Regions from separate parts of the Homo sapiens genome. Here all the other regions are linked to region 1. A link is a loop called in an ENCODE intact Hi-C map of the cell type or tissue named here. Cell type or tissue: Caco-2. All regions are shown on one strand. Each heading gives the region's core, and the rest is flanking DNA. Links, peaks and the distances in the headings are about the cores only.

Region 1 (10,908 bases), core at 1,093-9,092:
AGGACAAATAACACCCTTTGATACATAGAAAAAAGTTGGATGGTTCTATTATTCCAAAAGGATCCACATCACAACTTTTTTCCAGGGCTCATAGGGCCTGCTACTCTGCTACTCTGTGGAAATCTTTTCAGTATCTTTATACTAAAGCTTTAAATATGAAAGTTTGTTTTTGAGGGTGGTTTTTATGCAGAGAAAAGATTATTCAGAGTTTACTCCAGATATATGAAAATTAATATCTAATATATTAAAATTAAATTTATAAACTATACATTTAAATTATTAATTATAAGTACCTGTTTTTTCCTTAAGCTTAGTTTAACTTCTGTAATCGTTTCATTAAATAAGCATTCTGTCCCTATCTTTATCTCATTTCCTCCTGTAAGTCCCATAATGTAAATACTTGCTCACTTAATGGTGTCCTGTAAGTTCCATAGGCTGACTTCACTGTTTGTCATTCTTTTTTCTTTTTTTTTCCCTTTCCTACTGGGTAATTTCAAATGATGTATCTTCAAGTTCAGAGATTTTTTCTTCTGCTTAATCTAGTCTGCTGTTGAAGTTTTCCTATATTTGTTCATTGAATTCTTTAGCTCCAAGATTTCTGTTCAGTTCTTTTTATAATAATATCTATCTCTTTGTTAAATTCCTCATTCAGATTATGAGTTGTTTTCCTGGTTTTGTTGAATTATCTGTATTCTCTTGTATCTTGCTGAATTTCCTTAAGATCATTATTTTGAATTTCTTTTCAAGCACTTCATAAATTTCTTTTACTTTGGGGTCAATTACTGTAGAGTTTTTATGTTCCTTTGGTGGTATCATATTTCCTTGCTTTTTCACGTTTCTTATGTCCTGTTTTGATGTCCATGCATTGCTGGAAGGATCACATCTTCCAAATGTTACAGAGTGGCTTTCATAGAGAAAGGCTTTCATAGAGAAAGACTTTCATCTGCAGATGGGTCACAGTGCACTGGTTAGGAAGGGTGTGGTGGCTCTGGTTTCAAGTAGATGCAGTGGTGTAGATGAGGTGGTGAAGGTCGGATGTTTCCTTCCACTCTTTTTTTTTTTTTTTTTTTGAGATGGAGTCTCACTCTGTTGCCCAGGCTGGAGTGCAGTGGTGCAATCTTGGCTCACTACAACCTCTGCCTCCCGGGTTCAAGCGATTCTCCTGTCTCAGCCTCCTGAGTAGCTGGGTCTGCAGCAGTGTGCCACTACGCCTGGCTAATTTTTGTATTTTTAGTAGAGACAGGGTTTCACTATATTGGCCAGGCTGGTCTCAAACTCCTGACCTCAGGTGATCTGCCCGCCTTGGCCTCGCAAAGTGTTGGGATTACAGGCATAAGCCACGGCGCCCGGCCTTTCCTTCTATTCTTTATGTGGCTATCCTGAGTTTCTGTGCTCTACAGGGTTTCTGCCACTCCTTTGATATACTCTGGTACTCTCCTTTAGTTATTTTCATCAAAATATAGTTACTTATTTGTTGTTTTGTTTTGGCTTTGCTATGGGAATAAGCACTAATGGCTTCTGGTTGGCCACCTTGCTAATGTAACTTTCTAAATCTTATTCTACTAAAAGACTAGCAAATTTTATATCACTTTATTTTATTATTATTATTTTTTGAGACGGAGTTTCACTCTTGTCGCCCAGGCTGGAGTGCAGTGGCACAATCTCTGGTCACTGCAACCTCTGCCTCCCAGGTTCAAGTGATTCTCCGGCCTCAGCCTCCTGAGTAGCTGGGATTACAGGTGCCCGCCACTATGCCCAGCTAATTTTTGTATTTTTGGTAGAGATGGGGTTTCATCATGTTGGCCAGGCTGGTCTTGATCTCCTGACCTCAGGTGATCTGCCCGCCTTGGCTTCCCAAAGTGCTGGGATTACAGGCGTGAGCCACCGTGCCCGGCCTTATATAACTTTTATAGAAATTTAAATGAAGCTTGTTAAATGAAGACTTTTAAACATTTAAAACTGCATTTATAATTTAATATTTGGGCTGGGCATGGTGGCTCACGCCTGTAATCCTAGCAATTTGGGAGGCTGAGGTGGGCAGATCACTTGAGGTCAGGAGTTCATGACCAGCCTGGCCAACATGAAGAAACCCCATCTCTACTAAAATACAAAAATTAGTCAGGCATGATGGCGGGTGCCTGTAATCCCAGCTACTCTGGAGGCTGGGATTGGAGAATTGCTTGAACCCAGGAGACGGTGGTTGCAGTGAGCCGAGGTCGTGCCACTGCACTCTAGCCTGTGTGGCTGATCGAGACTCCATCTCAAAAAACAAAACAACAACAAAAACAAAAACAAAAATAATTTAATATTTGTGATTTTCCTATTAAATGCTACAGTTGCATGATTTATTTATTTATTTATTTAGAGACAGGATCTCATTCTGTGCCCAGGCTGGAGGGCAGTGGCACGAACATGGCTCACTGCAGCCTCAGCCTCTCCAGGCTCAGGTGATCCCACCTCAGCCTCCCAAGTAGCTGGGACTACAGGCACACAGGAACATGTCTGGTAATTTTTGTATTTTTAGTAGAGATGGGTTTTGCCATGTTGCCCAGGCTGGTCTTGAACTTCTGGGCTCAAGCGATCGGCCCACCTCAGCCTCCCAAATTGCTGCGATTACAGGAATGAGCCACTGTGCTTGGTCATTTCTCTACATAATTGGAGACTTTTTTAGGGCTGGAAGGTGCTTATGCTCTGTGGACAAGATTATATCTCAAAATATTTTTTCCTCTACAGTCATAGCTGCATGTGTGTGGCTAAATGCACTCTTGAAGACTCTGAGACTCTGTGATCCTATTTGTAGTAGGAGTGGTTTCAGATTCCTAAACTCTGATTTCAAGAGCTGTTTCCTAATTCTTCCATCTACTCCACCTGCTTTCAGCACTTGATTGAATTTTGCATGTTGTTGACTCTTAAGACACTTAAATGTCCTGCACTCTATTGGAGCTAAAGACAATTGTACTCGAGAGGTATTTGCATTCTTTTTATATTCTTGCTTTCTGTTAGGACCACAACCCTCCCAATAATCTAAGGTCGTCTCATCAAACTCTGGCTACCCTTCAAGACTTTGTCTTAATAAAGTCACAATTTCAAAGGTCATTCTAACGATTTAAACTAGATAGGTTCTTCTGTGTTTCCTGGTCGTCTCTCTAAGCCTGGCTGGCTCTTTCTTATTTTTTAGGTCTCAGCTTGAATGTCTTATCCTCACAGAGCTCTTCTCTGATTGTCCTTTGATAAGGATGGGATCTTTTATTATTTCATATCATGGCACTTGTTAAACAATGTTCTTCACACTACATAAAGTAATTTGGGGATTATTTTGTCTACTTGTTAGTTATCTGTTTCTCCCACTAGAATGCAAGCTCCGTGAGAGCAAAGACTAGTCTTTTTAAAAATTAATAGTTTATTTTGAAATAACTTCAGGGTCATAAGAAATTGAAATGATAGGCTGGGCGCGGTGGCTCACGCCTGTAATCCCAGCACTTTGGGAGACTGAGGCAGGTGGATGAAGTGAGGTCAGGAGTTCAAGACCAGCCTAGCCGACATGGTGAAACCCCATCTGTACTAAAAATACAAAAAATTAGCCAGGCATGGTGGCCGGTACCTGTAATCCCAGCTACTCGGGAGGCTGAGGCAGAAGAATTGCTTGAACCCAGGAGGCAGAGGTTGCAGTGACCTGAGATTGTGCCATTGCACTTTGTCGCACATTGCCATGGGCGACAAAAGCAAAACTCTATCTCAAAAAAAAAAAAAAAAAGAAATTAAAATGATAATATAAATACCTCTATGTACCCTTTATCTAGTTTCTCAAAAGAATTACATTTTTATATAACTATTGTACATTATCAAAATTCAGAAACCGACATTGATATAATACCATTGTTTAGACTTATAGGACCTTTCTGATGTTTCACCAGTTTACATACACTTGTGTGTATGTGTGAGTGTGTGTGTGCACATATGTGTGGTTCTACGATCTTGTACCCCTTGTACAGGTTCATGTATCCACCGCAATTGGGACATAGAACTGTTCCATCTCTGCAAAGACACTCCTCTTGCTGCCTCTTCATAAGCACTAGTTTGTCTTGTTCACTTTTGTCCCCTCAGTGCCTTGCTTAGTGCCAGGTACATGATCGGCACCAAATAAATATTTGTTGAACGTACCAGTATGTAGCCAAATATTCCGGAATTTGTTTAATTTGTTTGGATAAAGGAGTATTAATCTGTTATTGAACTTTGGTTACTAAGAGGCTGTTTGAGGAGAAAAATGTCATCAAACCCCATCTCGTTATGACTAATTTGCAAAGAATACAAAAAATCCTCAGCTACCAAATCTCAGAGTTGTTGCAACACTAATGAATCCAAATCTTATAATCCAGCCTTTGCCAATGTGGAAAGGCTAAAAGTCTTGAAAGGAGAGCAAAATAGATACTATATATATGTGTGTGTGTATGTGCGTGTGTGTGTATGTGTGTATGTAAATATATATATATATGTTTTTTTCTCCAAATATTGAATGTGAAATATCATTTCAACATACTCTGGAATCCGAACTAGCAAACGAAGGCAGCCTGACCAAGAATGCTGTGCTCCTGTGCCGCCAGGCCTCCTTCCTCCTGGTTCCGATTACTAATACTGTCCCAAAGTAAACAGAAACTTGACCCTCCATTAACTTGCTGTAGACTGCCTACAATAACATTTCCCCTAATGGTACTAGGGGGAAATCGACGACTCCCGAAAGATATTTGCACATTGCTGGAGTTTCTTGACCTTAAGATATCTTTTTGGAAGCATTTAAAGAACTAAGGAAAGAAACTGCCCTTTAAGTAGACCTTGTGACAGAAGTAGGTGGGAAAATAATGACACTGCATACCAAACCTTACCTTTGCACAGGATAACTCCCTGACAAATGCTATGGCAAACATGCTGTAAGAATACCATCATATTCATTCACCTCTTTTGTGATAAGAAAGGCTATGGATTTGATATCTTGAAAACCTTTGTTTTGCAGGGTTTGCTTTAGCAGCTCGCCTCTTACTCACCATGTATAGAGACTGAATTACTTTGGAATCCGTTTTCATTTAGTGACTTGAGGTAGAGCATTCAGTGTATTTTGTGTTAGAAACCACAGGTGGGACCTGTTTCTGTAAATGATTTATTTCCAGGGATCTGTTCCTTTAATTGATTTCATATTTACTTAAGAAAGTTCTTTCTTTGCTTGCCTTGTCGTCCCCCACTGAGAGCTTTTGTAAAGTGCGTGGCTGTCATAAATAGGCTGCTTCCTTCCCAGCCCAGTCATTTCTCTGAGGTTTACCTGTCTTTCTTTTATTCTTTTTTTTTTTTTTTTTGAGACGGAATCTCGTTCTGTCGTCCAGGCTGGAGTGCAGTGGTGCGATCTCGGCTCATTGCAACCTCTGCCTCTTGGGTTCAAGTAATTCTCCTACCTCAGCCTCTTGAGTAGTTGGAATTACAGGTGTGCACCACCAAGCCTGGCTAATTTTTGTATTTTTAGTGGAAACGGGCTTCACCATGTTGTCCAGGCTGGTCTCAGACTCCTGATCGTGAGTGATACACCTGCCTTGGCCTCCCAAAGTGCTAGGATTTACAGGCGTGAGCCACAGCACCTGGCCTACACGTCTTTAAATGGAATCTGGGCACCATTTCATAAGGATTTTTCTTTATGTTCTATTTTTGGGTAATAACCTGTGGCTTGGGAAGGCTTTAACCCGTACTCAGTCAGCTTTGTAACCCCCCTCCCCATAGTAGTCATAACAATAACAACAATCATCATAATTACTAATATGGACTATTGGTATATTCTTGATCTTTTTTTTCTTTTTCTTTCTTTCTTTCTTTTTTTTTTTTTTTAAATGAGACTGTGTCTCACTATGATGCCCAGGCTGGTCTTGAACTCCTGGGCTCAATCGATCCTCCTGCCTTGGCCTCCCAAAGTGCTGGGATAATAGGCATGAGCCACTGTATGTGGCCTTTTTTTTTTTTTGGAGATGGAGTTTTGCTCTTGTTGCTCAGGTTGGAATGCAATGGCTCAATCTTGGCTCACTGCAACCTCTGCCTCCCAGGTTCAAGCTATTCTCCTGTCTCAGCCTCTCGAGTAGCTGGGATTACAGGCACATGCCACTACACTAGGCTAATTTTTGTATTTTTAGTAAAGACAGAGTTTCATCATATTGGTCACGCTGGTTTTGAACTCCTGACCTCAGGTGATCTGCCCGCTTTGGCCTCCCAATGTGCTGGGATTACAGGCATGAGCCACTGTGCCTGGCCTTTTTTTCTTTTTTAAAATAGAGATGGGGTCTTACTATGTTTGACAGGCTGGTCTTGAACTCCTGGCCTCAAGCAATCCTCCTGCCTTGGCCTCCCAAAATATTGGGAATACAGGCATGAGCCACTGTGCCCGGCAGTATTCTCTTATATGAATTTTAAGTAAAGGCATCTTTAGGGATTTTTGCAAGTTTTGTTGATTGTAAAATCCAATCTAAATAAAAACAGTGTGATTGCTGTGAAAACTCAGCTTTGGGACAAGCCATGTGCCTGACCTCCCAACCATATTGCCTGCTTTAAACCATTCTGAAATGGCTGCTGGATATAAAATCTGTGGCAGAAAGTCTTTTAGCTGGGAGGTCATAAACCCAGAGTGCCTCAGTCTCTCCCATCTTTAAGTAACAGGGATTCCAAGATCTTAAAGTGATTCGTGTGTGTTTAGTCTCAGTTCACACTCTGGCAGTAAGGCAGGGACAGAGCATTCTCTCTGAGTTGGAATTTTCAGCTCCATGGAGGAGTCCAGTCCCAGGGACGAGAGTCTGGAGGGGGGAAGTCCCCATCCTGCACCTTGCCTCCCTTCCTCAACAGCAGCTGGAAGCTGTTCAGTCCTTTCACAACACCTTTTCTCTTCCTATAAATAGAAAAATGCTTCTTTTCTGTGAAACAATATTTAAGAAGCACCTGGGTTGTCTTAAGCTTATTTAAAAGGAAGAGTGGGTTTTGTAAGGAGAGGAAAACCAAAGCCGAAGGTCACCAGGCCAAAAGACAGCTAAGGAAGAAAACTGCCTCCCAAAGCTTCTAGCCATTTCTAGCCACTGACCTCCATTTGTATCCAGAGCTCACGACACAAACACCTCCAGCTCAGAACCTCTGGCTGTAGTCTGTGTTGACCCAGAGAACTGAAGGGAATCATTGATTTTCAGATTTGTTTAGGAAAAGCTACCATGCAGGGGAAACCCTGCTCAGCCTTCCAGGGAACTTCGAGAGCCAGGGACTGGGGTTGCATGACTTAGTCAATTAGATATGCTTTCCCAGGCTGCTGTTGTTTCATTTTGTTCTTATCGACATGAATATTTGTCCAAATGTTGCTTTCTGCTTTACCCTTGCCTCCGAGGAGGGAAGCATTGTTAATGGAGAGGGCAGACCAAGGGCAGAGAATTGCTCATTTTTCTGCATCATGGAAAATATAGGATGTGCAGGAAACAAATCCTTTCAACTGGCTTAATCCTTTCAGTGAGGTTCATTTCAATGAGCTCCATTGTATTCATTCCTTATTCAAGCAAGATAAAAATAGAACACTTAGAGGACTATGTCTATAGAAACAGAGTGAAATGGAGAGTTGAGGCAATTGTCCGGATAATCCAAGCAAAAACAAATTGAAACAAAATGAAACTAACCACTGTAGAGAAAAAAGCAGCTTTAGGAGCTTGAATGATCCAGTCTAGTTCTCCACATTGTTCAAATTCACCTGCTCTGCATCTATATTTACTTTTTCTACATAGCCTGGGCTTAAGTTGTTGAAGAGTTTTTCCCCTAATATTATCTCAAGTATTACCTCAAAAAAAAAAAATGCCTTTGCTTTAAAGTATTCCTCTCTGCCCTATTTCTCAGCCAGAAAGTAAATCTCATCATAGATTTATACATGTTTTTCTATCAGACAGCATTAGGAGTATGGGGAGTTTTCTTTTTCATCTGGCTCTGTGAATTCCCTTTAGCAGGGATTTAAGGGCTGGAGATGGTTTATCTACACACTCACATGTTTTAAACCTGTTGCTTTCTGCTTGGCTAAGTGCCTGTCATGTGTGTTGGTTGCCAACACAACAGCTTGGCTCATTTAGAAAAGCAAGGAGCCCAATTTCCTCCGAGATAGCAGCTGGTAATATTCCACTGGATGCTAGTGAGACACTATGCGACTCCGAGACAGTGTCTTGGCCAGGGTTCTCCTTAGCCTGGCTTCCCACATCGAGGGGCATGACTTGCCTCTCAGGTTAGACTCCCGACCTTGTTGTTTTAATGGCACTTCTCTCTCTGTCCCTTTTACTCGGACTCAAATCTTTTCATTCATTCACTCATCTGATTTTTCCCTCTGCCTCTTTCCCAATATAACCAGTCACCGAGTGCTGTGGATTCCTCTTTCCCAAAGTTTTCCTCATTTTAAGCTTTATTCATTTTTCCCCGTTCCCTGAGTTTGAGGTCTTCTTTTCTTTTCTTTCTTTTTTTTTTTTGAGATGGAGTTTTGCTCTTGTTGCCCAGGCTGTAGTGCAACGGTGCGATCTCTGCTCACTGCAACCTCCGCCTCCTGGGTTCAAGCAATTCTCCTGCCTCAGTCTCCTGAGTAGCTGGGATTACAGGCATGCGCCACTATGCCTGGCTAATTTTGTGTTTTTAGTAGAGACAGGGTTTCTCCATGTTGGTCAGGCTGGTCTTGAACTCCCGACCTCAGGTGATCTACTCGCCTCAGCCTCCCAAAGTGCTGGGATTACAGGTGTGAGCCACCACACCCAGCCAGTCTTATCTTCTTATCCCTCCTAATAATCCCCTGCTATTTTTCAGTCTCACTTATTGCTAGTCCCTCCCATGTACATGCCAGAACAATCTTCCTTGAAACTCTGCATAATTGAATTGTATTAACATTTTCTTCCACAAATGTCTTCAATAACTCCTTGTCACCTAAAAGATTTTGCTGAGATTTCTCATCCAGGCATTGAAAGTTTTGTCGGCTGGGCATGGTGGCTTACGCCTGTAATCCCACCACTTTGGGAGGCCAAAGCAGGAGGATCACTTGAGGTCAGGAGTTTGAGACTAGCCTGGCCAACATGGTGAAACCCCATCTCTACTAAAAATACAAAAATTAGCTGGGCATGGTGGCGCATGCCTGTAATTCCAGCTGCTTGGAAGGCTGACGCAGGAGAATCGCTTGAACCTGGGAGGTGGAGGTTGCAGTGAGCCGAGATCATACTACTGCACTCCAGCTTGGGCGACAGAGTGACACTCCATCACAAACAAACAAACAAACAAACAAAAAAACAGAAAAAAGAAAACAAAAGAAAGCTTTTGTCAGTGTGGTTCTGATGAATTTCCAGCCTCTAGTGAACAGTCAGCTCTGGCAAGACAGGCCTATTATCCTCTTACATAAAATGCCCTTCCTCCTCTTGTTCACCCATCAAAATCCTCATCATTTTCCAAGGCTAGATTGGACATCACCCTTCTTCTTTTTTTTTTTTTTTGAGACGGAGTCTTGCTCTGTCGCCCAGGCTGGAGAGCAGTGGCGTGATCTTGGCTCACTGCAACCTCTGCCTCCTGGGTTCAAGTGATTCTCGTGCCTCAGTTTCTCGAGTAGCTGGGATTACAGGCACGTGCCACCATGCCTAGCTAATTTTTGTATTTTTACTAGAGATGGGGTTTCACTATGTTGGCCAGGCTGGTCTTGAACTCCTGACCTCAAGTGATCAGCCTGCTTTGGCCTTTCAAAGTGCTGGGATTACAGACGTGAGCCACCAGGCCCGGCCAACCCTTCTTCAAGACTTTTTTGACCATGTTGGAAGAAAGGGACCATTTTAAACTGGAATCACAGAATCTTGCGGTTAGAAGGCATCTTGCAGGATCCCAAGCCCAACTTTTCACCCTGCCGCTTACCCTTCAACCTCTGCTTTGACCTCTCCTTTTTTTTTTTTAAGGTGTCCCTTATGAGTATATTTATGAGTTACACACACACATACACACTCAACGCTGGATGGTAGAAACGTTGAGAGGGGTAAGGACGGGAGGCACCCAGGCGCTGGCACAGGACAGGAGGTGGACCTGGACCTGGAAGAACAGGAAGTGCTTATTCTCTTAGAGGACAGTTTCAAAGTGCAGAAATTTCTTTTACAAAAAGCCTCTTCCTCCACGCTGTACCCCCTGATGAAGCCCAGCCCCCTTGCACAGGCTGTCCATGAGATTGGGGCAGGACAAGGTTATGGGGAAGGGTGTAAGGCCAAAGTGCTGAAGGGCCCAGACCACAAGGGCCTGGTCATAGTGGCTGCCGGGCGCCAGGGGGTTCTCTCCTCAGTGGCCCAGTGGTTTCCAAGTTGGAAAACACACATGGTAACTCACTGCATTTTTAGACAGCTATTATTGATAAGAATTTCTTTCCTTCTCTGGCCCCAACCCATTCCTTTGTTTTCTCTCTCTCCCAGATAATTTCTGCCCCTTTGTTTTTGGTCTGTCCTCAGGAACAATACAAAAGAAATATCATCTTTCTATACCAAAGCTCCTCAAATATTTGATGTATACTATCATAGCTATCTTGACTAACCCACATACAACCCAGATTCTTAAATTACTTCTTATATTAACATGGTAAATTATTCTCTAACTTGACCATGTTAACTGGAAATACTCCAGAGTGTTAATAATTTTAAAATGTAGATTCCAGAAAAGGAATGACTTTCCTGATCTATAGTATTAATTCTAGAGAACTTGAGATATTTGTACCATTTATTAGGCTCACACACTGTAGAATTTATATAATTTTTTTTTAATCAAGGAGGAAGGAGGGAGAGTTTCCACAATTTCCTCTGTTTCTGTGGTTTTGCATGTAAACTAGATGATTAGTTCCTGATAAGCAGGGACTCTGAGCTGCAAATC
Region 2 (10,908 bases), core at 1,626-9,625, 190 kb after region 1:
TAGAATCAACAAAAATGTATTCATTTCAATTTTCACTGGATAACAGTGGGGAAAAACATACATAGAGAAACTTTACAAATAAGAGAGAAACTAACAAAAATAATAACTTAATCTTTCCATTTCCCCAGAACTTTCTTATTAACTCTTACTCTAAAATAAAAGCATGCAGAATCTGAACAATACAATTAATGAAGTTGAACTTATCATTATATATGAAATAAAATAAACTACACATCCTTTTCATGTGTTCGTGAAATACTTCCAAAAGTTGATCATATGTTCATTTACATGCATGCACACACAGTCCTAAAAAACGAACCACACTTTCTGAATGCAAGGAATCTGTTGCATTGCTGAAAGTATGCTTTAAATATTGAAATATAATATATTGGAATTCTAAAATTAAAAGGATTGAGAACATTTGAAGTCTAGTTACTATTAACTAGAAATGAATAATAAAATGGAAAAAAACCCCTAAACTTTTCCCAAATATTTAAAAAGAAATACTTTTCGCAACACTACTTGCTCAAATTATTACAGTCTGGGTTAAAAATTATGAATATGAACCTGTTTGGAAAAAAACTGAATGGCATCAAACTCATATCAGAAGCAAATCCATAGTTCTACAAGAATAGAAGGAAACCAAATATGGAACTCAAGGTGGGAGAAAAAGAACAATGAACTAAAACTAAACAAACAAAATCAAAATACTCCGGAGAAGATTATTATTCTAAGGCTGAAAATAATGGAGCCGTGACAGTAATTCCAGGCAATCACGTCTAGTTACTAAAAGCGATTATGGATCTAAAATGGGGACAGTGGGACTGGCAAGTGATTTTATTTACTGTTCCTCTTTATTACCATTTTATAAGCTTCTGATGTGTGAACTCTGAGGGTATATTCATTTAGTCAGAAAATGGCTTCTGGAGCAATTGAAAGAATGACTCATTTGGGTAAGGGCAAATATGGAAACATGTAAATTAGTAAATGTAAGAAGGCCAGAGCAAATTCTGCATAGGAGAATAGTGTAGGTCTCACTGATGTTGAAAAGAAAAAGCACTTGCAAATGAAAAGCCTTGCATGTTAAAAAAATAAAAAATAAAAAGGTAGTACATTTCCAAGGTAGATGGAGTGGTTTCTGGGATAGATACCAACATTTCTGGTGGTTCATCTAGCCATCATCTACAGCAGGATACCTGATCCAGGAATCTGTTGCATTGCTGAAGGTATACTTTATTTTTTAAAATTACTTACTTATTTTTATTTTTTGAGATGGAGCTTCACTCCGTTGCCCAGGCTGGAGTGTAATGGTGCAATCTTGGCTCACTGCAACCTCCATCTCCCGAGTTCAAGCGATTCTCCTGCCTCAGCCTCCCAAGTAGCTGGGATTACAGGCATGTGCTACCATGCCTGGCTAATTTTTTGTATTTAGTAGAGATAGGTTTCACCATGTTGGTCAGGCTGGTGTCAGACTCCTGACCTCAGATGATCCACCTGCCTCGGCCTCCCAAAGTGCTGGTATTACAGGCGTGAGACACCATGCCGGCCTGAAGGTATACTTTAAATATTGAAATATAATACATTGGAATTCTAAAATTAAAAAGACTGGGAACAGTTTGAAGGCAAGAGGAATTATCATTGTTTTATGTTTAGATTCCTAGTGATTAGCACTCTAAATGTGTGCTACAAGTAATTATTGAGTGAAGGCCTCTTCAGCATGTGTTTACTTATTTCTCAAGCAAAGGAATCAATGAAAATATAGAGAAAAGCCAGTTACATTACAGAACTTCCTTGATGAGGAAGGGGCCCTAGTGATCTTTCTGAGGTAATGAAAATAGTCTATTTCTTAGTTACTGGGTATGTTCCTAGCTAAAAATTACTCTAGCTGCATACTAAAAATTTGTACATTTTACTGTTGTAAATTATACATCAAAAACCAAGACCAAAACCACACAAGAAAAGCTGAGTGTTCCAGAAGCAGCTTATTCTTTGGAATATTTGATCAACTTTTGCTTTTTGTTTCTTTTCTCCTATTAAGCAAAGCAATTTAAATTTGATTCAGTTTGGGTGTAGAATATAGTACCTGCAGTGAAATTTCTTAGTATAGTTGTCTATTTCCAAATTGTATATAATTGTTACCACTGGCAATTTTGATAGAAAGTGAAGGGTAAATATTCAAAGCTTTACTTACTTTGTCAACTTTCAAATTATTCCCTGCACAAGAACCAAACTATATGATGAAAAAAAGATTAAAAATTAATCTAATCAAATTTCTAATTTTAGTTATACTTCTTTAATTCCCACAATACCAGCTGTATTCTTGGGTCATATTTGTGAGCAGGGTCTAAAGAGCACAATTAAGGCTGTTCAATGACTTGAACAGGGTGATAATTTTCTTCTTTGGAGATAGCTACTTTAGTCTCTCTCTCAAGTGTTTGTACACCTCAACTTAAATTCATTTTCTGAAAAAGATGAAAACAGAGCCACTGTTTATTTGCAGACAGCTCAGATTTTTCACCCATTTCTAGTATTTTAGGTCCAATTATCATTTCGTGGCATTAATGTTATCTCAGAAGCATTTTTCCCATGGTTAAGTTGGGTTTCAAAGATCATACATTTATCTTGTCTTGGAAATTGACAAATGTGTTTAGTTATGGATGAATTTAACTGTTTATGCCCTTGACTTAGCCCTTTCATATGGTGTTTTCATTGGAACACAGGACCCAAATGAGTTGTGCACCAGCACAGGGTATCTGTTGAGGTCATTTTTTAACCACAGACCTGATGCTGCTGAGAGGAAATTTTCTAATTTTTGAGTGGCTATGTTGGGGAAAGCAGGAGGACAGGCATGGTGCAAAATAATTTCTTAAAAATCAAATAACAAAGACAATCTTTGACTATTTAATAAAATCTTTTCATTTTAGACATCATTTATTCAGTAAGTATAAAACGAATACTTTTATTACCTCAAACTGTGAACAAAAAATTTTGCCAGGACAGTTAAACACATGTGAATATAATTGTGGCATTAACATGCTACTTTGTGAAGGTAAAAGCATTTTTTTTCCCAAGAGATTTAATGTGCTTCATGCCCTAGGTGTTTGCTCCTTAACATTTCACTAACTCATTTATTCTACCTTGCTCAAACTCAAAACTCATCTGTACTTCTTGCCATCTGAGTCTGTTTGAACAACCTTATGGGACAGTTTTCTAATTCTCCAAAGAGCTGAACATTAACCAATTAATTCATCATTTTCTTTAAAGATCAAATAATGGGCCCAGACTGTCTTTCAAAGAAGGAAGTATTGAAACTGTTTCCATCAAGGATATTAAGAGAAGATCTATCTACCTTGGGAAAGCTGTTAGAATCAATGTTTAAGACCTGAGTACTATTTAGGGCTAAAATAACCAGCCAATGATGGCAGGGTTCATGCCTGAGGATCTTCTGGGTGTTTTGACTTCCATTATCTCTAATCCCTGAAATGGTGTGGTAAGGTTGGTATTAGTATCCCTGTTCTGCAAATGAGGTCACAGAGACTCAGAGAGGTTCATTGAACTGGTGAATTGTTTATCAATGATAAAAAACTAGGTCAGTCTCATTGGAGGGGTTATACTGTTTTCATTACACTTATACTGGATGCTGGAAGGATTCTGAGAAACGACAATGGTGTGAAAGGACTTAGTTTTCCATTTTTTTTATGCTCTTTTATGATGTGGTTAAAGCAAAAAGCAAGAATGGCTTGCGTCTAAAGATTTCCTCTCTTTAGCAGAGCAGAGCCTGCTCCCCTGTGTCTTCCCATAGCCTCTGATTCCATGAGGCTCCTGTATGTTGGATGGGAGATATCCTAGTTTCTAGCATCATCAGCTTTTTGAGCTGCAACAAGGGTCAGGAATTACCCAACATATCACCCAGTGTCTGCATGTGAGCAGGTTTCTAAGGATACAAAGGGCCCATGGTACCTTTCCAGAGGAATCCACGCAACACATCACTCTGCACCTTCTCTCATAAGCTCAGCCCACACCCTCTTTGTCGACTGTCTCAGTGGCCCTGCATGTGTCTTAGTTGGGATGGCTTAGTTTTCTCCCTCACAGTTGGGAGTAATTGGGCTCAGTTGATATTAAATCATCATAACCCACATTTTAGGTGGACACGGAAGAGATGTTAGTGGGGCTTTCGGGCACCACAATTCCAAGGTTCTAATTATCTCTCTCCTGATGGCAGATCAGATAACATAATTTAATCAAACAAACCAAAACAAACAACAACAACAACAACAACAACAAAAATTCCCATAGACAATGGAAACAACTTATGATATCTTTGCAAAGAAAAAAGGATTCATCTTCAAACAGTATGGAAAGAACCCACGACCTCTTGAGTCAGTCAAGCCAGTCTATATTTGAATCCATCCTCTCCATTTGCTGTTTTATAATATCAGTGAATCGTTTAACAGTTCTGAGTCTTTGTTCTCTGTTAAGTGGGATAATAATTTTGACCTTAGAAGGTTGTTGTGAGAAAAAATGAGATCTATCCTTCAAGCAGCTAACACGATACCTGGCAGTAAGCCCTTGGTAATAGTGGTTCTTCCTTTCCTCCCTCTCTTGTTGAGCCCATTGATTTTTCTAGGAAAATATTATTTTAGAAGGTGAAAGAGTCTTTTCTTCCCATTCGTTTAGGGACATCAAATAGCCCTTGACTTTTAAGACTCTTGAAATTGTTTATTTTATATGAGTTTTTAAAAATAGCTTACTTAGCAATTCAGGAAACACAATTACAAAAAGTGAATCTAGGCTCTACCATGACTGCAGTGGAAAAAAAGAATAGAAGGAAAAAACAAAACAGAAAGAGCCAAGGAGAATGCTGTGTACATAAGTTATAAACAGGAACACTTCCGACGCACAAACTCCAGGCACCTCATTACTTTGTGAACTGTATATTCTTCCCAAGTATGGGGGAGTTTAAGTTAATGATGTGATCCATTCACCCCGTTATATTTTATTTATGTTTTCTTCTACAGTGAAATGAATAGTCAAAAACAATGACCTGCTTATTCTGTGAAGAAGAGGAAAAGGAAGAGGTGTGTTTCTGTGTGTGTGTGTGTGTGTGTGTGTGTGTAAATTTTCCCCACGCTTTAGGAATTAAGGTGATTTTTAACCAGTTCCACCACAGGTTTATTTTTAAAACCTCTTAATGATGTTTAGAAAACAAAGCCTAACACGAAGGACAGCAAATGGCAAAAACACTGTGAACTTCTCTGTAGAGGACCAACCCTGTTCCCCTCCTGCTCCGGTCAGATTACCTCTGGGGAATGTGCTGTTCCTTGGAACGAATCCCCCTCAGTGCAAAAGAAGAGAGGTTGAAAAGTTTAGGACGTGGAAAATATGTGGAATTTGCTCTTGAATAATGATTTGTAGTTTTCTTTTGCGATAAATATGACCAATGACCCAGATAGGAGGATGGCAATTATTTAATGAATCAAGCTTCAGAAACGTAAAAACACTTCATAATAAAAATGAGAGCAATAATAGCAGGAAGCCAGGTTAAGTAAACAAGTAGAATGCTTCATGTATCTGTAAATGTACATTTGTGAATTCCAAAGCTATGACTGTAAAAGGGATTATTCTAATGATACGGTGTTCTCAGTTTCCATTGCTCATTGAATTGATTCTTCTGAATTTGCAGATAATGTTCCATGCTGACTTTCTGCACCCATCGAGGAGTCAGTTAGCTGGGACAATGTATCACCTGTGTAGGACTGTGACTTAGCAGGTCCCTGGCTCTGACAATCATTTACCTTTATGCAAGGCGCTTTTGCCCTACAGTCTCATGTGTCTCAAAGTAAATCATTTCCAAATCTGTTACAGCCAGCATATAACCCTCTTTTTGTGTTCAGTTATAATTTAAAATCTGCCCTCTTGTGTGAAGTTTTCATTGACTAGAGACCGTTCCTCTAATTTGTGAAGTGGGATATGTTTTTAAATTTCAGAGAACAGGAAGATGAATTGTTTTTAATGGATTTTTTTTAATAGGCAAAGCTGTGTATGCACAAATGCTGGCCAGTGTAGGGCTATGATCTTCACGGAGCCACCAGTGCAAACATTTTTATCTTTTAAAAGAAGAGTAGATAGCTATTAACCCTGCGATATATGGTGACACCAGGTTGGTAACTTTGGGAAAGTTGCACCCTTTCTTTCTCATAAAACAAAGGATTGAATTAGATGATATTTAAGAGCCCTTCCAGCCCTAAGACATTGTGAGAGCAAAAAGTTTTCAAGGTCAAGAGAACATTTTAGAAAGCAGAGAGCTATTTAGATGTTAAAAGAAACAAAAAAGAAAAGAACCACCCCCTGACCCCGCCCCAGCTTCAACATTTTTACCTTCCTCTCTGGTCTCTGAGTAAATCGCAGTAGGTAGGAAATTAACCTGAGTAATTTGATGGCTGGATCTATAGTTATCCCTTTCCTCCATGTCAATGTTCCCCAAATATTAGCGTGCAGAAGGACCACCTGAGAAGCTTGTTAAAAAGGTAATTGCAAGGGTCACAATTCTAGAGTCTGATTAGGTAGCTTGAGAATGGGGCCCAGGAATCTGCCTTTTAAAGACATCCCAGGAGATTCTGATGAAGGAATGATGCATCGTAAATCAATAAAAGTTATAGGCCGGGCACAGTGGCTCATGCCTGTAATCCCAGCACTTTGGGAAGCCGAGGTGGGTGTATCATGAGGTCAGGAGTTCGAGACCAGCCTGACCAACATGGTGAAACCCTGTCTCTACTAAAAATACAAAAATTAGCTGGGCATGGTGGTGCATGCCTGTAATCCCAGCTACTCAGGAGGCTGAGGCAGGAGAATCGGTTGAACCCAGGAGGCAGAGGTTGCAGTGAGCCAAGATTGTGCCATTGCACTCCAGCCTGGGTGACAGAGACAGACTCAGTCTCAAAAAAAAAAAAAAAGTTATAATATTCTTAAGAGGGAGGAGAAGTCTTTCTGGGGGTTATCCAGCTAGTGGGGAGGGAGGGGAGTCTTTTAATAGCCTATCCCTGCTTAGGGAGGCTCCCCAACTGACAGTGCAGGTGGGAAATATATAATATTCCTCATGTGGGTTGTGGTTGATTCACTGCCAAATGCTACTGGTCAGTTTAAACTGAAAGCACCAAACAAACCAACCTATTGAAAAAAAAATACTATTTGAGAGGAAAACAGCTCTAGTATCCAACCAATTAGAAAGTAGGAGAATTCATTGGAGGAGCCTCAGGATGGGAAGGAATTCTTATTTAATTTCTCAAATATGTCAGGTGCTTATATAACACATTGTCTTCTTTAATCCTTACAACAATCCATGAACAAAGAATTAGTCTTATTTTGCAAACAAAGAACCTGAGCCTGGTGGACCCAGCAGTTCTCAGCCTGAATGCACAATAGAATCACCTGGGAAAGGCTGGTGGAACTTTGAAAAGTTATCTATGCCTGCCCCTGACCCCAGATATTGCAATATTACTGGTTGGGCATCGGCACCTTTAAAAGTGTCCCAGAAATGCTAATATGCAGCCAGGGGTGAGTGCCACTGGTATTAGCCAAAGCTCACAGGATTAAAATGATTCCCAGATCACAACGTACATCTTTTGACTTATTCTAGGAGAAACTCATGGTCTAGCCGAACCTCTGAGGAGAGATTGTCCCGTTTTATGAAGATCTGACTTTATTAAAAATGTGCTCAGGTCATAGAAATAAAATCTTAGAGGAAAATTTTGCATACTATAACATATTATTTGGTCATTCCTATAATCTGAGAGGTCTGTGATCCCTTATAGTGAGGAAATTGAGGTCTCGTGAGTTTGTATCTTTCTCACACTCTCAGGGACAAAAGGTGGAATTAAACACAGGATATCAGAGCCTTTGGAGGGTAGCAAACCCTTTGGACGATACCACTATTCTTACCTTAGAAGTTATCTCAGCTGATCTTAACGTTTAAGTCACTGCTTTTATTACCCCAGGTAGTAAAGGACTATCTAGTTTCAAAGAACTTCTGAAAAAATGAAATCTTTAATATACCTTTTGAGCCCATGGCAAAGTCATTTAACCTCCTGAAAGTCTTAGTTTCATGATTGTTAAACAGAAGCAATAATATCAAACATATTTATGGACGACATGGTGATAAATAAACATATTTCAAATGCTTTTGGAAAAAAATTCTGCTTTACAAAAGAAAAAAAGGCCTTTCACTTAGAACACATTAATATTATAGAAATACTTTAATATGATATTAAAATATATAATTAACTTACCAGTTTCTCAGTACTTTATTTAAAAATTCATACTTTTATTTTAAAATTTATACTTTATTTTAAAATTAGCACCAGCTTTCATTTTTGTAACATGATACAATTTTTTTTGGTAAGTATCTAGTGTCATTTTAATGCATTTAATCCTATTGTAATTGCATCTATTTAGGGAAAGGGTGAGTAAAGTTTTCAGGTAGGCAACAGGTGAGATGAGCCGTTCCAAGTAGAAGGAACGACATACTAAGAAGTGGAATTAGTACAGTGTGACGAGAATGTCAAGTGTGTTTGGGTGAGATGTAGGATGTGAAGCTGGAAAGATGAGCCCGGACAGATCATTAAGGACAACGTATGCCAAAGACTTTTTCTTCTAGATCTGCGATGTCCATTACAGTAGCCACCAGCAACTGGTAGCTATTGAGCACTGGAAATGTGGTTAGTCCAAATTAAAATGTGCTGGAAGGGGCAAATACTCATTGTTTTTCAAAGACTCGTGTAAAAAAGTAAAATATCTAATTAATAATTTTATATTGATTATGTGTTGAAAAATAATATTTTGACTATGTTAGACTAAATAAAATACATTATTAATAATAATTATATTTGTTCCTTAAACATTTTTTTAAATGTAGCTACTTTGAAATTTAAAGTTACACATGTGACTTGCATGGTATTTCTGTTGGCCAGGGCTGTTGTGAATCAGGTGTCAGCAAAGCACAATCTACAGGTCAGTATTCTGTTTTGTTAAGGCCAATGGGCAAAGAAAGGTTTTTCACATATGCTTGAAGAAGAAGGAAGAGAAGGAGAAGCAGCAGCAGCATCGGAGACTGCATATGGTGCTTTACTACTTACTGTTTGGCTCTTTATAATGAAAGTTTGCTGGCCTCTGCTCTAAGGTCTCGCTACTCTCACTGCAGTCCACAGAACAGCAGCATTGGCATCACCTAGGAACTTGCTGGAGATGCAGAACCTCAAGCTCTAACCTAGACCTACTGAATCAGAATCTGCATTTCAATGGGACCCCCAGGTGATTCGTACACATACTAAAATGTAAGAGGCACTAGTCTAGATGATAGAGAATCATTGAAAGACATTACAAGCAGGAGAGTGATGGGTTTAGTCTCCTATATGAAAACTCTTTCTTTACACTTAGAATAAGTCAAATTATCTAAGTAGCTTATAATATTTTTAGTGAAAGAATGGATAAATATTAGGTTGAAAAGATATTAATCTTGAAAAACCATCTTCTGAATTGACAGTATCTGAGGTGAATTCAACTCTATATTTAAAAAATCAAGGCATGTGTTTTGATCTGGTTCAATGACTTTTAAACTTTTTTTGACTCTGAAGCACAGAAAATATATTCATATATTTTACTTTGATATCCAGTACACATGCAGGCATATTCAACTGAAATAAAGGTTTTACAAAAGAGTATTTACCTTTACTAGAGACATGCTGCTGTATATCCCATCTTATCCTAGCCCCTTCCATTCTGTTACATTCAATGCTATTTCTAGCCATGATGGAGTGTCTGGTACTGACTTAGCCTTTCCACTATAAGTAATCATGGAATTCAATGAAATATATGAGGTAATTGTTTTTAGGTAGCTAGATCTTAGAGAAGAAAGCTTGTGAGATACACCCACATGGAACGCTTATACATTGCGGGTGCAAGTGTAAATTAGTTCAGCCATTGTGAAAAGCACTGTGACGATTCCTCAAAGAACTTAAAAGAGAACTACCATTTGACCCAATATTCCCATTATTGAGAATATACCCAAACAAATATAAATTGTTTTACTGTAAAGACAATTGCATATGTCTGTGTATGTTCATTGCAGCACTATTCACAATAGCAAAGACATAGACTCAACCTAAATGCCCATCAACAGTAGACTAGATAAAGAAAATGTGGTACATGTACACCATGGAATACTACATAGCCATAAAAAAGAACAAGATTATGTTCTTTGCAGCAACATGGATAGAGCTGGAGGCTGTGATCCTAAGCAAACTAACACAGGAACAGAAAACCAAATACCAGGAACAGAAAACCAAATACCACATGTTCTCACTTATAACTGGGAGCTAAATAAGAACACATGGATATGAGGAGGGGAACAAAAGACACTGGTGCCTACTTGACGGTGGAGGCTGGGAGGAGGGAGACGATCAGAAAAAAATACGTATCAAGTACTATGCTTATTACCTGGGTAATGAAATTATCTGTACACCAAACCCCCATGACACGCAGTTTACCTATATAAATAACCCGCACATGTTCCCCTGAACCTAAAATAAAAGTTAAAAAAAAATGAAGACAGAAATTAAATCTATAGTATTGCTAGTTCATAACAGATTTAAATATAATATTCCTTTAAGTATTATAATTGTTATTTTGTATATGGTTTGTCTGTTTAAAGTATCTAAAGTAGTCCAAAGAATCAGTCCTATTAAACTGTGATTGCAGCTTAAATTATTTAAGGGAATTTAATGAAATAAGTTTCATAAACAATGTTTAAAAGTTTAAGAAAATTTGACTTTCCAAGTTGTGTTTAGTAAAAATAATTAATAAATTCAGCATGAAATACAGTGCAAAAAACAAAAAGAGAGAGAGAGATACCCT
Region 3 (10,908 bases), core at 1,838-9,837, 97 kb before region 1:
CTGTAATCCCAGCACTTTGGGAGACTGAGGTGGGCGGATCGCTCGAGCCCAGGAGTTCGAGACCATCCTAGGCAACATGGCAAAACCCCATCTCTACCAAAAATAAAAAAATCAGGCAGGCATGGTGGCACACACCTGTAGTTCCAGCTACTCGGGAGGCTGAGGTGGAAGGATCACCTGAGCCCGGGAGGTCAAGGCTGTGATGAGCCATGATGGTGCCATTGCACCCCAGCCTAGGTGACAGAGTGAGAACCTGTCTCAAAACACACACACACACGAGTTCCTGGGAAAGCAAAATGGAGGGGTGTGTGTCTAACCTAATGGTCTGCAATCTGGCCTACAGCAGGAAGCTGGAAGAGTTCAAGGAGGGTATTCTGGCCGATAAATCCCTAGCTACTAGAACTGACCAGGACAGCAGAACAGCATTGCACTAGGCATGCTCAGCTGGACATAAAGGAATTGATGAATTTTTGTTGCAACTTGGAGTGCCAGTGAATGATAAAGACGATGCAAGTTGGTCTCCTCTCAAATTGCGGCTTCTGCTGGCCGGGATGAGATTGTAAAAGCCCTTCTGGGAAAAGGTGCTCAAGTGAATGCTGTCCATCAAAATGACTGTACTCCCCTACATTATGCAGCTTCCAAAAATAGGCATGAGATTGCTGTCATGTTACTAGAAGGCAGGGCTAATCCTCATGCTAAGGACATTATGAGGCTACAGCATTGCACTAGGCAGCAGCCAAGGGGTTTTGTGAGCATCTAGGTTGGTGACACATCCACATGCCAGAAGAGTGGTGCACCCCAACTTCATGGGAACAGAAGCTCCTATGCTCGGGACCCTTCTGGACCTCACCCTATGTACCTCTTCAGCTGCCCATTCATCTATACCTTTATAATGTCCTTTATAATAAACTGGTAAACAAGAAAAAAAACACACACAAACCCAAAAACAAAAAAATTAGCTGGTCATAGTGGCACATGCCTATAGTCCCAGCTACTCAGGAGGCTGAGGCAGGAGAATCACTTGAGCCCAGGAGGTCAAGGCTGCAGTGAGCCATGATCACACCTGACCCCTGCGCTCCAGCCTAGGGGATGGAGTAAGACCCTGTCTCAAAAACAGCAACAACGACAACCAACCAACCAACATCAACAAAAAACCAACCAACAACAATAAAACAAAAACAAAAATAAAAAAACCCATATATTCTTATTTAAATCTCCAAACTGCCTATTTGGATAATGCTTTAATTTTTAAAATGGGCCTACTCCTGTCCTGGTGTGTCCATTATGTGACCTTCACAAACAGCCTAGTTAGGGATGTGCTATTATCCCGATTTTACATTTTCAGGGAAAGGTCTTGAGTTGTTAAGGAATGTACTCAATGCCTTACAGCTAGAGAAAGGTGAAACTCAAATTCAAATTTTCGCAATCCAAATTCAGTACTCTTTCACTTAACCACCTGTAATGTGTATTTTTCTGCCGTTTATCATTTTAAAAGCTTGCTGACATTTTTTAAAACAAGCAATTTTGAGAAAAAGGAAAGGTTATATTAAAAATATAAGATGACCAGCCGGGCGCGGTGGCTCACGCCTGTAATCCCAGCACTTTGGGAGGCCAAGGTGGGTGGATCTCACCTGAGGTCAGGAGTTTGAGACAGCCCGACCAACACAGTGAAACCCCATCTCTAGTAAAAATACAAAATTAGCCAGGCGTGGTGGCATATGCCTGTAATCCCACCTACTTGGGAAGCTGAGGCAGGAGAATCGCTTGAACCTGGGAGGCAGAGGTTACAGTGAATGAAGATCATGCCATTGCACTCCAGCCTGGGCAACAAGAGCGAAATTCCGTCTCAAAAAAATAAATAAATAAAAATAAAGAAATAAATATATGATATATATGATGACCTTATAGTTTTAATAGTAAAAACCATATTTGGGACTTTTCCCTTTTAACATTACTCCTTAGCATCAGCAGTTTAGGGTTTGGAATGGAAAACAGGCTATACCTTACTATGTTTGGGTCTTGTGGGAAAACAGTCTAATCCTGGAAACAGCAAATTAGCCCACAGCTATACCTGTTTACCTAGTCAATGTGTGTTTGTTCTGTTTGAAGATACTTCAAAAGTAACAACTGTAAAAGAGATTACTGCTTTGATCAGAGAATCTGAATCCCCTTTGTTGACCATGAATGATTGGTCTTTGTGATGTTAATGTTTCTTTTAAGGAATATCAGATCTGTAAATGCACCTTAATTACAGGCAAGCAGTTTTGGAGGGAATTTGTGACAGCATTTTATGGAAAGTCTTTCCTAGTTCCCCTTCAAATCTAATTATAGTAGAAAGATTGTTTTAGGCCAAGCAGCAAAAAGCTATAATTATTAGTGCTTTCATTAATGTTCATGTAGGTCAAAAAAGTTATCTTATGAAGAATAAGATTTAAATCTCAAAAATGCTTAATTTTCCCTATAAAGCACAGAACAACATGCAGAGCCTTAACTGAGATGTCCTTACTAACCTGTTCACCATAATTATGCTGGCAGCTCAGGAGGCCGTTTTACGAAGACTTTACATTTAGAAACAGCACGTAGGAATCCACAACTCAAACAATTTCTGATTCCCAAATTTTATTTTTAAATTTGCAACCAACAGTCCAATTAGAGTACATGAGTACCATATGGAGACAGAAATTTTTTTTCAGTTCTGCTATGTTCATTTTGTGGTATTAGGCTGAGTTTTTTGTCGTAAGAAGAGAGATATATATATCTCTCTTCTTACATGTATATATATATATATATATATATATATATATGTTTTTGTTTGTTTGTTTTTGTTTTTGTTTGTTTTTTGTTTTTTTGTTTTGTTCTGTTTTGAGAAGGAGTCTTGCTCTGTCACCAGACTGGAGTACAGTGGTGCGACCTCGGCTCACTGCAACCTCCGGCTCCCAGGTTCAGGTGATTCTCCTGCCTCAGCCTCCTGAGTAGTTGGGACAACAGGCATATGCCACCACACCCAGCTAATTTTTGTATTTTTAGTACAGATGGGGTTTCACCATGTTGGCCAGGATGGTCTTGATCTCTTGACCTTGTGATCCACCTGCCTCAGCCCCCCAAAGTGCTGGGATTACAGGTGTGAGCCACTTTACCCGGCTGAAGACATATGTTAATACAGAATGTTAGATGTTGCTGAAGATGTGAGGAAACAGAATTGCTAAACTGCAGATAGGGTGATTTACTTAGACATGAGGAAGAATTTCTCAACAGCAGAGTGAAATCTTATGTGGAGGTGGTTTGAAAGTTGCATACTTTATGAAATAGTATGTGGCAAAGACTGGGCACACAGCAAGGCCTGTTCTAAGAGGAACATTTCAATTGATTGCATTTGTTACTGTACATGGTATTAAGTCCCAGAATGGGATTTTTCTACTCACCTGGTTGCAATGCTAATAATGACCACCATTCAGCATTGTATACACCAAGTACTTACCAACTGCTACCTTCCAAGGATTTTTTTCAATATTATGTTAACATTTAAACTTATCATTTAAAAAGCTATGAATAGAGCCAGCCTCGCCTGTGTATGAGGAAAAATGATATCTCTGAGGTTTAAAGCATACTGAATTAACACATTCCAAGTCATTTCTTCTTCTTCTTGTTTTTTTTTCCTAATTATGGCAGCAATTAGCTTTGCAGCATTGCATTCATTCCAAACAGCAGGGATGGAAAACAATAATCCTGTTTACCTGAAGCTGGAGAGAGTGTACCTAGCTTTGTTCCCTCCCCAGCCTAATCTAAATGCTTTGCTAGGTGCCATCCCACACAATAGACTGTGACTGAGTCACTAGCAAACCCTCTCCCTCACCTGGTTAATTCACTTGTCACTGTAAACCTCTGCAAGGTCAAGAAATAACAGATAACAGGTCATTTCCAACTTAATAAGGTGGCACATTTTACTTACATTCACTTAAAAAGATAGAGCCCTCAGATATATGAATACCTGTTTTAAAAAAATCGTTCGATCTGTTAAAATTATCACAGGGAAAATAACAGAACTCTCTTGGATTGTTCTTGACAATTAATGGAATAGAAAGGTGGCGATTGTAAATGCTTTTTTTTTTTTTTTGTCTTTGCAGTAATGGAGAAGAGTAAATTATTAAATGGACACATTATTTACGTTTGAAAAAAAGCTGCATCTCATGCTAGGAAAATAGGTTACAGGCAATTTTGCATTATAATGTGAACATGTCATTAGTTTTAATTTTCCACACCAAAGATTGTAGGGTAATTTGCTTTCATTAGAATGGAGTAGTTTTTCCTCTACATACATTATCTTTCAAACCTCTATTGCCTCCATGAGAGATTTTAGTTCTTCTTTTCTTAATTTGTAAGAAAAATAGTCTTGATTTTTCTAAGTATCTAAATATTGTGGCAAAAGTTTTATTGCATATAACAAGAGCTGAAACACAGGGTGAACGCACTGCAAATGTGTCATAACCATTGCACAATGCCAAATATCATAATATATGAAGGTATACCACCACCATTTGACATGTTTTAGTGTTGTAGGGCACTAAGTGTACACAGTGTATTTCTCTGCTGTAAAATGTAGGCTACTATAGAGGAAGAACAGTAATCAGTTACACATTAACCATAAAAGGTCATTTCTTGCGGCAAATGATATGTTGATCAAGCAATATTTGTCAGTAGACCTGAGTCTTACTACTGAATGACGCTCATGAAGAAAACCATTGTCCAGTGGGACATCATCATATATGCAAATCATCCATTTGTTTGGATGGTTTAAATATCATCAAGTCTTTATCTTCGCTTCTATAATGTAACTCACTGACTTTTCAGCTAATCAATCCCTGATGCTACATTTTTCTGTTAACTTACTATGCTGCACAGTCAAACAATGATTAATCTCCTAATGTTAACTATGCGATAAGAAAAATATTAAAAGAAAATGAATGACGTATTCACTTGTGTTACAAAATTGTCTATAAACTAGTTTCCCAGCATGAGCTGTGGTTTATTTTCAAACTTAAATAACTTGTCTATGTAACCTTATCTTCCAGGTACTTCCTGCAAACTTCATACATTATGCAATCAAGCCCATAAATATAGGTAGAAGTTAACTTGAATGGCTGAAACAGAGTTAACCACACACATGTAGTTAGAGCGTTATCATTTCTGCCATAAACCTCTCCCTTTTAAGAGATTTACCAAGCTATCATAAAAAATGTGTTATTGCCTGTATCTTTGCAAAACATGAGTTCCTATGAAGTGACTTGCCAGCCTGGGCAACAAAGACAGACCTTGTCTCTACAAAAAAATTTAAAAATTAGCCAGACGCAGTGGTATGCGCCTGTAGTCCTTGCTACACTCAGGAGGCTGAGGCAAGAGGATTGCTTGAGCCCAGGAGTTCCAGGCTGCAGTGAGCTATGATTGCGCCACTGCACGCCAGCTTAGATACCAAAGAAAGATCCCATCTTAAAAAAAATGTGACTTGGCTTCTTTTTTTTTTTTTTTTTTTTTTTTTGACGGAGTCTTGCTCTGTCACCCAAGCTGGAGTACAGTGGCACGATCTTGGCTCACTGCAATCTCCGCCTCCCAGGTTCAAGCGCTTCTCCTGCCTCAGCCTCCCGAGTAGCTGAGACCACAAGAGTCCAACACCACGTCCGGCTAATTTTTGTATTTTTAGTAGAGACAGGGTTTTACCATATTGGCCAGGCTGGTCTCGAACTCATGACTTTGTGATCTACCTGCCTCAGCCTCCCAAAGTGCTGGGATTACAGGTGTGAGCCACCGCACCCAGCCGACTTGGCTTCTTAAACATTAAACATACTGGATTGTTGCTACATGTCACAATGGCCAGTGTGTTTGTATACTGATATCACTGAATTGAGGTGGCACTGGTATTAAGTATCCTCTCTTTAGTTTTTGTAAATTTCTGAAAAATTAACATATTATAACTCCAATGATGACATATTACCAGGATCATACAAACAAATGCATTCAACCACCTCACCAAACAAACAAGGCGAAGTGTAAACCAGGATGCTTTATGGAGGAAAAAAATGAATAGACTTAATCAAATATTCATGGTGAGAGGGATAGAGATTTTCCAGAGACATATCAACCGAAAATAATTGGGCAGGAAAATTGAAAGGATCAGACTTTCTTTCATAAGTTGACTTTGTAAAATGCTACATAGCAAGCATCACATTGATCATTCTGCTGGTTCCTTTTCAGGAGCTGCTGCCAGTGCTTTGTATCTTACAGCATATGTGGAGTAGATTAAGAAACTAAACTCAGTTATTGTGAGGTTCTAACATTTTTTAAACAGGTAAACACAAGGCCTCTCTTTCTCTTTGTATCTTTATTTTATTTTATTTGTATTATTGTTTTAAAATTTATTATTCTTTTTTTTTTTTTTTTTTTTTTGAGATGGAGTCTCGCTCTGTCGCCCAGGCTGGAGTGCAGTGGCGCAGTCTCTGCTCATTGCAAGCTCTGCCTCCCGGGTTCATGCCATTCTCCTGCCTCAGCCTCCCGAGTAGCTGGGACTACAGGCGCCTGCCACCACGCCTGGCTAATTTTTTGTATTTTCAGTAGAGACAGAGTTTCACCATGTTAGCCAGGATGGTCTCGATCTCCTGATCTCGTGATCCACCCACCTCGGCCTCCCAAAGTGCTGGGATTACAGGCGTGAGCCACCGCGCCTGGCCTTATTATTCATTTTTTAAAATAGAGACAAGGTCTTGCTATGTTGGCCTGGCTGGTCTCAAACTTGTGGCCTCAAGCAATCCTCTTGCCTCAGCCACCGAAACTGCTGGGATTACAGGCGTGAGCCACCATGCCCAGCCTAGAGATCTTCTTGTGTCAGTACAGATATAGACACTTTATTCTGTTAAAATTGCTGAATAGGCCAGGTGCGGTGGCTCACGCCTGTAATCCCAACACTTTGGGAGGCCGAGGCAGGCAGATCATGAGGTCAGGAGTTCAAGACCAACCTGGCCAACATGGTGAAACTCCATCTCTACTAAAAATACAAAAATTAGCTGGGCGTGGTGGCGCGTGCCCGTAATCCCAGCTACTTGGGAGGCAGAGGCAGGAGAATCGCTTGAACCTGGGAGGCGGAGGTTGCAGTGAGCCAAGAGTGTACCACTGCACTCCAGCCTGGTGGGGGTTGCAGTGAGCCGAGACCGCGCCACTGCACTCCAGCCTGGTGACAGAGCCAGACTCCATCTCCAACAAAAAAAAAATTGCTGAATAGTAGTACATGGTGTGGATGTACTAGAGTTTACTTAATCATTTACTTGATCATTACATACTTACTGTTGGATATTTAGATGGCTGCTGATTTTTCATTATGACAAACAGTGCTGCAATAAACATTCTGCTATGCCTATCTTTGTGCACATTTGAATAATTTTGAGGAACAAATTCTTAAAAATGGAATGTCAAAGTGTATGACACTTTTATGTGTGTGTGTGTGTATGCATATATATATTTTTTTATTTTTTATTTTTGTAAAGATGGGGTTTTGCCCATGTTGCTCAGGCTGGTCTCAAACTCCTGAGCTCAAGCAGTTCACCCACCTCAGCCTCCCAAAGTGCTAGGATTAAAGGTGTGAGTCGCCACACCCAGCCGAAATTTTATATTTAACAGATCCATGAAATTGCCCTCTGTACAGATATATATTTTACAAAGTCCACAAGAAGTTATATTTTTACTGACATTATGAGACTTTCAGTTTCCTCTACATCCTCCTGGAATCTTTCTCATTTTTGTACATCAGTTGAACAAAATGCTATTCCATTACTGTTTTAATTTGCATTTTCCTCATAGTCAGGGGGTTGGAAATCTTTTCCTATGTTTATTGGCCATTTGTATGTCTTTTTTGTGAATTGCCTATTTACTCCTATTGCCTAATTTTTTGTTTGTCGCATTATCTTTTTTTTTTTTTTTTTTTTTGAGATGGAGTTTTGCTCGTTGCCCAGGCTGGAGTGCAATGGCACGATCTTGGCTGACCACAGCCTCCGCCTCCTGGGTTCAAACAATTCTCCTGCCTCAGCCTCCCAAGTAGCTGGGATTACAGGCACCCACCACCACACCTGGCTAATTTTTTTTTTTCTTCCTGAGATGGAGTCTCGTTCTGTCACCAGGCTGGAGTGCAGTGGCGTGATCTCAGCTCACTGCAACCTCCACCTCCTGGGTTTAGGTGATTCTCCTGCCTCAGCCTCCCTAGTAGCTGGGATTACAGGCATGTGCCACCACACCCAGCTAATTTTTTTGTATTTTTAGTAGAGACGGTGTTTCACCGTGTTGGCCAGGATGGTTTCAATCTCTTGACCTTGTGATCTGCCCACCTCAGTCTCCCAAAGTGTTGGGATTACAGGCGTGAGCCACTGCGCCCGGCTAATTTTTGTATTTTTAGTAGAGACAGGGTTTCTCCATGTTGGTCAGGCGGGTCTCGAACTCCTGACCTCAGGTGATCCACCTGCCTCAGCCTCCCAAAGTGCTGGGATTACATGCGTGAGCCACTATGCCTGGCCAGTTTATCTTTTTCTTTAAATAGCTTTTTAAAGAATGTCTTTTGTGATTGTGAATATTAATCTTTTGCTGCAAATAATTTCTCCTAGTCACTTACTATTTTGGGAACTTGAGGGTAGAGGGGTCACTTATCATTTAACTTTTTTTTTTTTGTCAGGGGATAGAGTCTCACTCTGTCACCCAGGCTGGAGAGAATGGTGAGATCACAGCTCACTGTAGCCTCAACCTGATAGGCTCAAGCAATCCTCCTGCCTCAGCCTCCCAAGTAGCCAGGACTACAAGCATGAGCCACTGCACCTGGCTATGTCTTTTAACTTTATGATCACACTGATTCACAAGACTTTCCATTATGTTAGAAATTCTCCTGGACTTTATTACATAAATTATTTACACATCATGGAGAAATCTGATTTGATCCATTTAGGGGCTAATTGTTCTCATCAATTTATGTAATCTGTGTTGAACCCTAAGCACCAAGCTAGTTCTTGCCCGGAATTCCCTCCGCTTTCCTCCTATCTACCGTTTTGCAGTTTGCAGAGACTTGCGCTTTCTTTAAGGGTTAATCCAAGTATCAAAGTCCACAGTGATCTCTCTCTTCCTGGTTCACCATGCATTTGGGACATGATAAAGTTTTGTATTTTGCATGTGTATATATTGTAACTTAAACTAGATGGGATTCTATTCAACTGAAGCAGCTTCGCTTTTGTCTGGACTCTCAGTGTTTTTACTCATAGGAGTCCAGTACGTATCTGTTGGTTGTTTTAAAAATACTTTATCATAGGAAAATCTTCAATGACTCCTTTCTCCCTCATACATACACGCTGTGGGCAATTTGCATCGGCATCTCTTCAATCATCCTTTGTGTGTGCTCTGTCTTCTGTTGCCACGTGCCATTAGGCCACCCTGCTCATTATGTCTGGGATTCCAAACCTCAACAATAATGTTGTGAACAGTGTTAAGGATCTCATTTCTGCCGGGCGCGGTGGCTCACACCTGTAATCCCAGCACTTTGGGAGGCCGAGGGGGGCGGATCACAAGGTCAGGAGTTCGAGACCATCCTGCCGAACATGGTGAAACCCCATCTCTACTAAAAATACAAAAAAAAAAAAAAATTAGCCGGGGGTGGTGGCAGACGCCTGTAGTCCCAGCTACTCGGGAGGCTGAGGCAGGAGAATGGCGTGAACCCAGGAGGTGGAGCTTGCAGTGAGTCGAGATCGCACCACTGCACTGCAGCCTGGGCGACAGAGCAAGACTCTGTCTCAAACAAAAAAAAAAAAAAAAAAGGATCCCATTTCCTCAAAACGTTCTGGTGGCATAAAAAGAAGAATCTAGTATTTTTCACATTTGAAAGATATATCTTTAAAGTCCAACTGGTGCCTGGCATGGGTCTTTATTTCATGCTACCTCAGATCTGCCTTCTCAAACACATTGCAGAGCGCGATGTCGGGATGGCCCCACTAAGATCAAACCCCATGGTCCTTGACAGCAGGTTTTTTGGCTTTTCAAAATTAAACCCAGGTTGGGCACGGTGGCTCACGCCTGTAATTCCAGCACTTTGGGAGGCCAAGGCGGGCGGATCACGACGTCAGGAGTTCAAGACCAGCCTGGCCAACATAGTGAAACCTCGTCTCTACTAAAAATACAAAAATTACCCAGTCATGGTGGCACATGCCTGTAGTCCCAGCTACTTGGGAGGCTGAGGCAGGAGAATCGCTTGAACCCGGGAGGTGGAGGTTGCAGTGAGCCGAGATCGCACCATTGCACTCCAGCTTGGGCAACAGAGTGAGACTTCATCTCAAAAACAAAAACAAAAACAAAAACAAAAAACACCTAATCAAAACTACATTAAAATAAAATTGATATTTTATTGTTTGAATTGTGCATATTATTACCACTGCCTCTACTATGTTTACCTTTTTTTTTTTTTTTTTTTGAGACAGAGTCTTGCTCTGTCGCCCAGGCTGGAGTGCAGTGGCGCCATCTCGGCTCACTGCAAGCTCCGCCTCCCGGGTTCAAGCAATTCTCCTGCCTCAGCCTCCCAAGTAGCTGGGACTACAGGCTCCCGCCACCACACCTGGCTAATTTTTTGTATTTTTAGTACAGACACAGTTTCACTGTGTTAGCCAGGATGGTCTCGATCTCATGACCTCGTGATCTGCCTGCCTTGGCCTCCTAAAGTGCTGGGATTACAGGTGTGACCCACCGCGCCCGGCCTTTTTTTTTTTTTTCTTGTGACGGAGTATCACTCTTGTTGCCCAGGCTGGAGTGCAATGGCATGACTTTGGCTCACTGCAACCTCTGCCTCCCGGGTTCAAGAGATTCCCCTGCCTCAGCTTCCTTAGTAGCTGGGATTACAAGTGC

What was found. A loop is a pair of places that touch in the nucleus more often than their neighbours do. Peaks named below come from ENCODE experiments on the same cell type or tissue, not always from the same donor. Only the 100,000 strongest peaks of a DNase experiment are listed, where the experiment ranks them.
Region 2: it touches region 1 in a loop (4-fold over the local background); 3 of 110 quality-filtered maps call a loop at or near these places.
Region 3: it touches region 1 in a loop (9-fold over the local background); 2 of 110 quality-filtered maps call a loop at or near these places.

What each region holds. Positions count from the first base shown.
Region 1 is chr13:73,134,180-73,145,087 of GRCh38, forward strand. No RefSeq gene overlaps it. Among named protein-coding and RNA genes, the nearest start is that of KLF5, 81 kb to the left of the region's middle. In Caco-2, for the core only: no CTCF peak of the experiment used is centred there; DNase peaks (open chromatin) are centred at 4,622 and 5,262.
Region 2 is chr13:73,320,287-73,331,194 of GRCh38, forward strand. No RefSeq gene overlaps it. Among named protein-coding and RNA genes, the nearest start is that of LINC00392, 240 kb to the right of the region's middle. In Caco-2, for the core only: no CTCF peak of the experiment used is centred there; DNase peaks (open chromatin) are centred at 5,755, 6,075 and 6,623.
Region 3 is chr13:73,036,105-73,047,012 of GRCh38, forward strand. It overlaps the pseudogene PSMD10P3. Among named protein-coding and RNA genes, the nearest start is that of KLF5, 17 kb to the right of the region's middle. RefSeq lists enhancers at 97-773, 1,824-2,654. In Caco-2, for the core only: a CTCF peak has its summit at 3,519; a DNase peak (open chromatin) is centred at 5,397.